2 separate regions of the Homo sapiens genome follow, and region 1 is linked to region 2. Evidence: read pairs that join two places in POLR2A ChIA-PET (ENCODE). Cell type or tissue: GM12878. All regions are shown on one strand. Each heading gives the region's core, and the rest is flanking DNA. Links, peaks and the distances in the headings are about the cores only. Region 1 overlaps SWAP70 (switching B cell complex subunit SWAP70). Region 2 has its middle 35 kb from the start of SWAP70.

The links. ChIA-PET counts read pairs that join two places held together with the same protein. Peaks named below come from ENCODE experiments on the same cell type or tissue, not always from the same donor. Only the 100,000 strongest peaks of a DNase experiment are listed, where the experiment ranks them.
Region 1: POLR2A ChIA-PET joins it to region 2 with 6 read pairs; 4 of 35 experiments call an interaction of 5 or more read pairs at or near these places.

What each region holds. Positions count from the first base shown.
Region 1 is chr11:9,705,721-9,708,650 of GRCh38, forward strand. All of the region lies in intron 2 of SWAP70 (switching B cell complex subunit SWAP70), which reads left to right. Among named protein-coding and RNA genes, the nearest start is that of SWAP70, 43 kb to the left of the region's middle. In GM12878, for the core only: no CTCF peak of the experiment used is centred there; no DNase peak of the experiment used is centred there.
Region 2 is chr11:9,627,928-9,630,857 of GRCh38, forward strand. No RefSeq gene overlaps it. Among named protein-coding and RNA genes, the nearest start is that of SWAP70, 35 kb to the right of the region's middle. In GM12878, for the core only: no CTCF peak of the experiment used is centred there; a DNase peak (open chromatin) is centred at 1,339; H3K27ac peaks cover 1,235 bases.

The sequences.
Region 1 (2,930 bases), core at 155-2,654, 78 kb after region 2:
CTGTGTACACTTGGTGATCTGTATGCACTGGTGATCTGTATACACTGGTGATCTGTGTATACTTGGTGATCTGTATGCACTGGTGATCTGTATACACTGGTGATCTGTGTATACTTGGTGATCTGTATACACTGGTGATCTGTGTATACTTGGTGATCTGTATACACTGGTGATCTGTATACACTGGTGATCTGTGTATACTTGGTGATCTGTATACACTGGTGATCTGTATACACTGGTGATCTGTGTATACTTGGTGATCTGTATGCACTGGTGATCTGTATACACTGGTGATCTGTGTATACTTGGTGATCTGTATACACTGGTGATCTGTGTATACTTGGTGATCTGTATACACTGGTGATCTGTATACACTGGTGATCTGTGTATACTTGGTGATCTGTATACACTGGTGATCTGTATACACTGGTGATCTGTGTATACTTGGTGATCTGTATACACTGGTGATCTGTGTATACTTGGTGATCTGTATACACTGGTGATCTGTATACACTGGTGATCTGTGTATACTTGGTGATCTGTATACACTGGTGATCTGTGTATACTTGGTGATCTGTATACACTGGTGATCTGTATACACTGGTGATCTGTGTATACTTGGTGATCTGTATACACTGGTGATCTGTATACATTGATCAGCACTTGTTTTTTTTCCCCCCATTTTGTCTTTTTGTTTATTTTATAATATGATATATACAAAATAATATTTGTAGGATATATGAAAATTATAAAGCATAATAAAATGAACATCTGTGAACCTACCACTCATCTTGGGAAACACATCAGTAATGTTGCCTCAACCTCTTTGCTCTTCTCTTTTGTCATTTCCCTGCCTCCTCCCGAGAGGAAGCCACCATCCTGAATTTTATGTGCATTTTCCTCTCACATTAGAAAAAAGTTTTGTCATATATGTATATCTTAATGTATGATTAATTTTTACTCTGGAGACATAAAAATAGGATCATGCTGTATATGGTCTTTTCTGACTTGCATTTTTCACTGGACATTATATAATTCTTCGTGTTGTGTACCTTCATGTCATATCTTGGTGATTAGTTCAGATTAGCACATAAAGAACTCTTTTTTTTTCTTGTTACAGCTGTGTATATGGTCAGTACATCATATAATTTAATAATAAATACTTTGCAGCATTTTTTTCCTTTTTTTTCTTTATTTTTAGCTATCTCCTACAGGAAGGAAGCATTTTTTTTCTTTAGCAAGATTCTTTCACATATATTTCTTTATTCTTATTCTTAGAACCTTGAAAACCATTCGGTATAGTGTATGGTATATGAAATTCCGGAAACCCAAGATTGAATTTCTTTATTTTGTTTGACATTATACCTTGTGTGAAAACACTTGAATACTAATGCTTTATGCACTATTTTCTATGAAAACTATAGATTTTATACTTAAAAAAACTGGTAAAAATATATAATGTAAATTTATCCTCAACAGTTTTAAGGCTATAGTACAGTATTTTTAACTGTATGCACATTATTGTACAACAGAACTTTAGAACCTGTTTATCTTGCATAACTGAAACTCTACACCTTTTGAACAACACCTCTTTTCCTTTTCCCCCTGGCCCTGGCAATCACCATTCTACTATTTTTTTAAAGTGTGTTTGATTACTTTAGATACCTTCTATTATAAGTAGAATCATGCTGTATTTGTCTTTTTTGATTAGCTTATTTCACTTAACATAGTGTCCTCAGGGTTCTTCCCTATTGTCACCTATGAGAGCATTTCCTTCTTTTTTTAAGGCTGAATAATACTTCATTGTATGTATATAACACATTTTCTTTTTCTTTTCTTTTTTTTTTTTTTTTGAGACAGAGTCTCACCCTGTCGCTCAGGCTGGAGTGTAGTGGTGCGATCTTGGCTCACTGTAGCCTCCACCTCTGGGGTTCAAGTGACTCTCCTGCCTCAGCCTCCTTAGTAGCTGGGATTACAGGTGCCTGCCACCATGCCTGGCTAATTTTTGTATTTTTTGTAGAGACGCGGTATCACCATCTTGGCCAGGCTGGTCTTGAACTCCTGACTTCAAGTGATCCACCTGCGTTGGCCTCCCAAAGTGTTGGGATTACAGGCGTGAGCCACTGTGCCTGGCCCTTATTTTCTTTTAAAAAATTTAAAAAAAAATTTTTTTAAACTTTAATAGTTTTGGGGGAACAGGTGGTTTTTTTGTTATATAGATAAGCTATTTAGTGGTAACTTCTGAGATTTTGGTGCACCTGTCACCCAAGAAGTGTACCCTGCACCCAATGTATATCACATTTTCTTTATCCATTTATCCCTGGATGGACATTTAGGTTGCTTCCACATCTTGGCTATTGTGAATTATGCTGTAGTGGGTATAGGTGTGCAAATGTCTCATTAAGGTCCTGTTTGCAGGTCTTTTGGATATATATCCAGACGTGGGATTGCTAGATCATATGGTAGTTCTATTTTTAACTTTTTGAGGAACTTCCACACTGTTTTCCATAGCAGCTGCACCATTTTACAATCCCACCAACAGTGTGCAAGGGTTCGAATTTCTCCACATCCTAACAATAACACTTGTTATTTTCTGGTTTTTTTGATAGTGACCATTCTAACAGGTGTGAGGTGATATCACACTGTGTTTTGATTTGCATTTCCCCAATCATAAGTGATGTTGAGCATCTTCTCATATGCTTGTTGGCTGTTCGTATATATTATTTGGAGACATGTCGAATAATTCCTTTGCCCATTTTAAAATTCGCTTATTTGTTTTTCTGTTATTGAATTGTAGGAGTTCTTCATGTATTCTGTTCTAAACTCCTTGAACTGTTTTCCTACAGGCTATTTCTTAAAATTATGAAGCCCTTTGTGATTTGGTCTTATATTTGCTTTTCCAGCTGTATATCTAGCCATTTCCCCTCAGG
Region 2 (2,930 bases), core at 185-2,684:
GGAATCTTTTTTTTCCTACCCCCAACACTCTTGAATGGTAATTTGGCTGGGTGTAAATTTCTTCCATTTATAGGGCATTTTCTTCAATTCTGGGGGAAAAAACTCAGTAGTTTTCTCATCAAATATTGCTTTTTCCATCTAATTATCTTTCTCTGGAACACTTATTATTTTATAAATATTTGAATCTTGTAATCTGTTCTCCATGTTTTTAGTTGCTGTTTTTTGTTTATCTTGTGCTATATTCTGAATGAGTCCTCAGTTTTGTCTTCCAATTCCCTAATTTACTGTTTGAGTGTGTTCAATCTAGAGTTTCTCCCACTTATGACCTTTAAAATTTCAATTAGTGTATTTTTTTTATTTCAAGGATTTCCAGTTGGTTCTCTCTCATACTGTTTCATTTCTGCCTATTTTTGCTGAATAATTTCATTTTGAAATGAAAGTTATGCATTCATCTCTGAACATTTTTAAAATCCAAAGGAAATTTGAGAAAATTTCTGGTCTGATTGTTAATTTCAAAGGCTATCTTTCTGTTTTGTAATTATGGTTGAAAGGTCTTTTAGCGTGAGAAAGTATTCATTTTTGTTTGATTTCTCTCTCTCTTACTCTCCCCTCATTCCTTTCCAGGAGGGCTCCAGCTGGCCCTCTGGGCCTCAAACTAGAGTCAAAGCTTAGGATTATGATTTTTCTATCCCTAGATATTAGGGATGTGGCATATTAGGGATAACTAATATCCCTAGATATTAGTTATGGGTCCAGCAGACAGCTTGACAATTTCTGGTAATGAGGTGTTCTCTTTGCTCCTCATCTCTCTAGTCTCTAATAAAGTCTCAGTCCATAGGTTAACTGCTATTATCTTCATCTTCTTTTCACAAGCGATGGAGCTCACTTCAGCCTCTGGTATCAAGCTGGAAGCCTCCGTCTCCCACCTTGTGGGGAGTGCTTTAGCCCCCTACTCCCCTGCTAAACCCCCATCCAGCTGCTAGTGTCCAACTTCCAGACTTAGAGCCCCACAAGCTTGAGACTTCAGCCTAAGGAAATACTTAGCTTAACGTGTTTCCATTCTATTTCTGGTTCATGGAGATACATAAGATATATATATATCTTGGATTACATATCATGGAGATATATAAGAGTGCAACTGTGTCTTTTTGGAAAAAATCATTTTTATATTTTAAATATCATGCCTGGGTGTTTGAAGCAAAGGGGGTTTTGGAGACAAGCTCACTTCCTTGTGTTGACTTCAACCACCTCATACTTGGTTTCTGTCCCCTACCCCCCTACAGAAACCACCACGGTTAAGGTCACTGGTGATCTTTAGGATGCCAGATCCAATGGACGTTTCTTTGTCTTAATCTTACTTGGTGTATTGTCAGCTTTTGATATAACTGACCACACTGTTCTTAAAACGTCACTCTCTGCTTGACCGCACACTCTCCTGAAACTCATTCTCGTTGTCCTTTACAGCTCCTCCTCCTCTCCTTGAATTCCACATGTAGAAGTTCTGGCCAGCGCAGTGGCTCACACTTCTAATCCCAGCACCTCTAGAGGCCAAGGCGGGAGGATCACTTGAGGCCAGGAGTTCAAGAGCAGAATAGGCAACATAGTGAGGCCCTGTCTCTCCAAAAAGCTTTTAAAAATAAAAAATTAAAAAACTGAAAAACTAATATGGAAATTCTACACCTCTATCTATACCCTTCCCTTGACGAGATCCTCAATCCCATAGTTTTAAATACTGTTTATATTCTGATAACTCCCAAATTTTTATCTCCAGATTAAATATCCTATCTGAGTTCCAGACTCAGTCTACATACAAACTTCACAATTCCAGTTGCATGTTTAATAAATATCTTAAACTTAACATGTTCAAAATAAAACTCTTGATTTCTTCCTCCAAACTTCCTCCTCTTTCAGTCTTTCCCAACACATGGTAATATCATTTATAAATTGGGAGCCATTATTATTTTTTTTTGTGTTCAAGTCTTTTACTCTCCAAGTGTAATACAATTGTTCAGCTACAACAGGAATAATGACACAAAATGGTTCTGAAAAGTACAATAGGAATATATTGTTCACTGGTTTATTTTTCCAAATGAGCAACAGGCTATTTACAAATAAGCAGATCTCCAATGATGTATATTCAAATGCAAGTCTATCACTGTTTGAAATCTAAATGAAAAAAAAATTTATTCAGGCACATTTGATCTGAGACAACAAGCAAACTTTCTGGTATAATGACAGATTCACTTCACTTTTGTTTCCAAAAGACGTGAGCACCAAAATTGTCAAAGAACACTTAATATTTAGTAAAACGGAAGCAATGTAAAAGTTAAGGAGGGGAAAAAGCATTTTCAAAGGAAATCGTTGGAGATCGATTTACTGCAAATAAAACATACTAAACATACTCCTGATAGACATGAATAATAATAAGTAACAGGTACTCAAGAAATGGCAGACCTTGCTGAGTGCGGTGGCTCACGCCTCTAATCCCAGCACTTTGGGAGGCCGAGGTGGGTAGATCACCTGAGGTCAGGAGTTCAAGACCAGCCTGGCCAACATGGCAAAACCCTGTTTCTACTAAAAATACAAAAAATTAGCCAGACATGCTGGCGGGCACCTGTAATCCCAGCTACTTGGGAGGCTGAGGCAGGAGAATTGCTTGAACCCGGGAGGCAGAGGTTGCAGTAAGCCGAGATCGCACCATTGCACTCCAGCCTGGGAGACAGAGTGAAACTCCATCTCAAAAAAAAAAAAAAAACAATTGTTTTTGGCTTGGCATGGTGGCTCACACCTGTAGTCCCAGCATTTTGGGAGGCTGAGGAAGGCAGATCACGAAGTCAGGAGTTCGAGACCAGCCTGGCCAAGATGGTGAAACCCTGTCTCTACTAAAAATACAAAAATTAGCTGGGTGTGGTGGTGCACACCTGTAATCC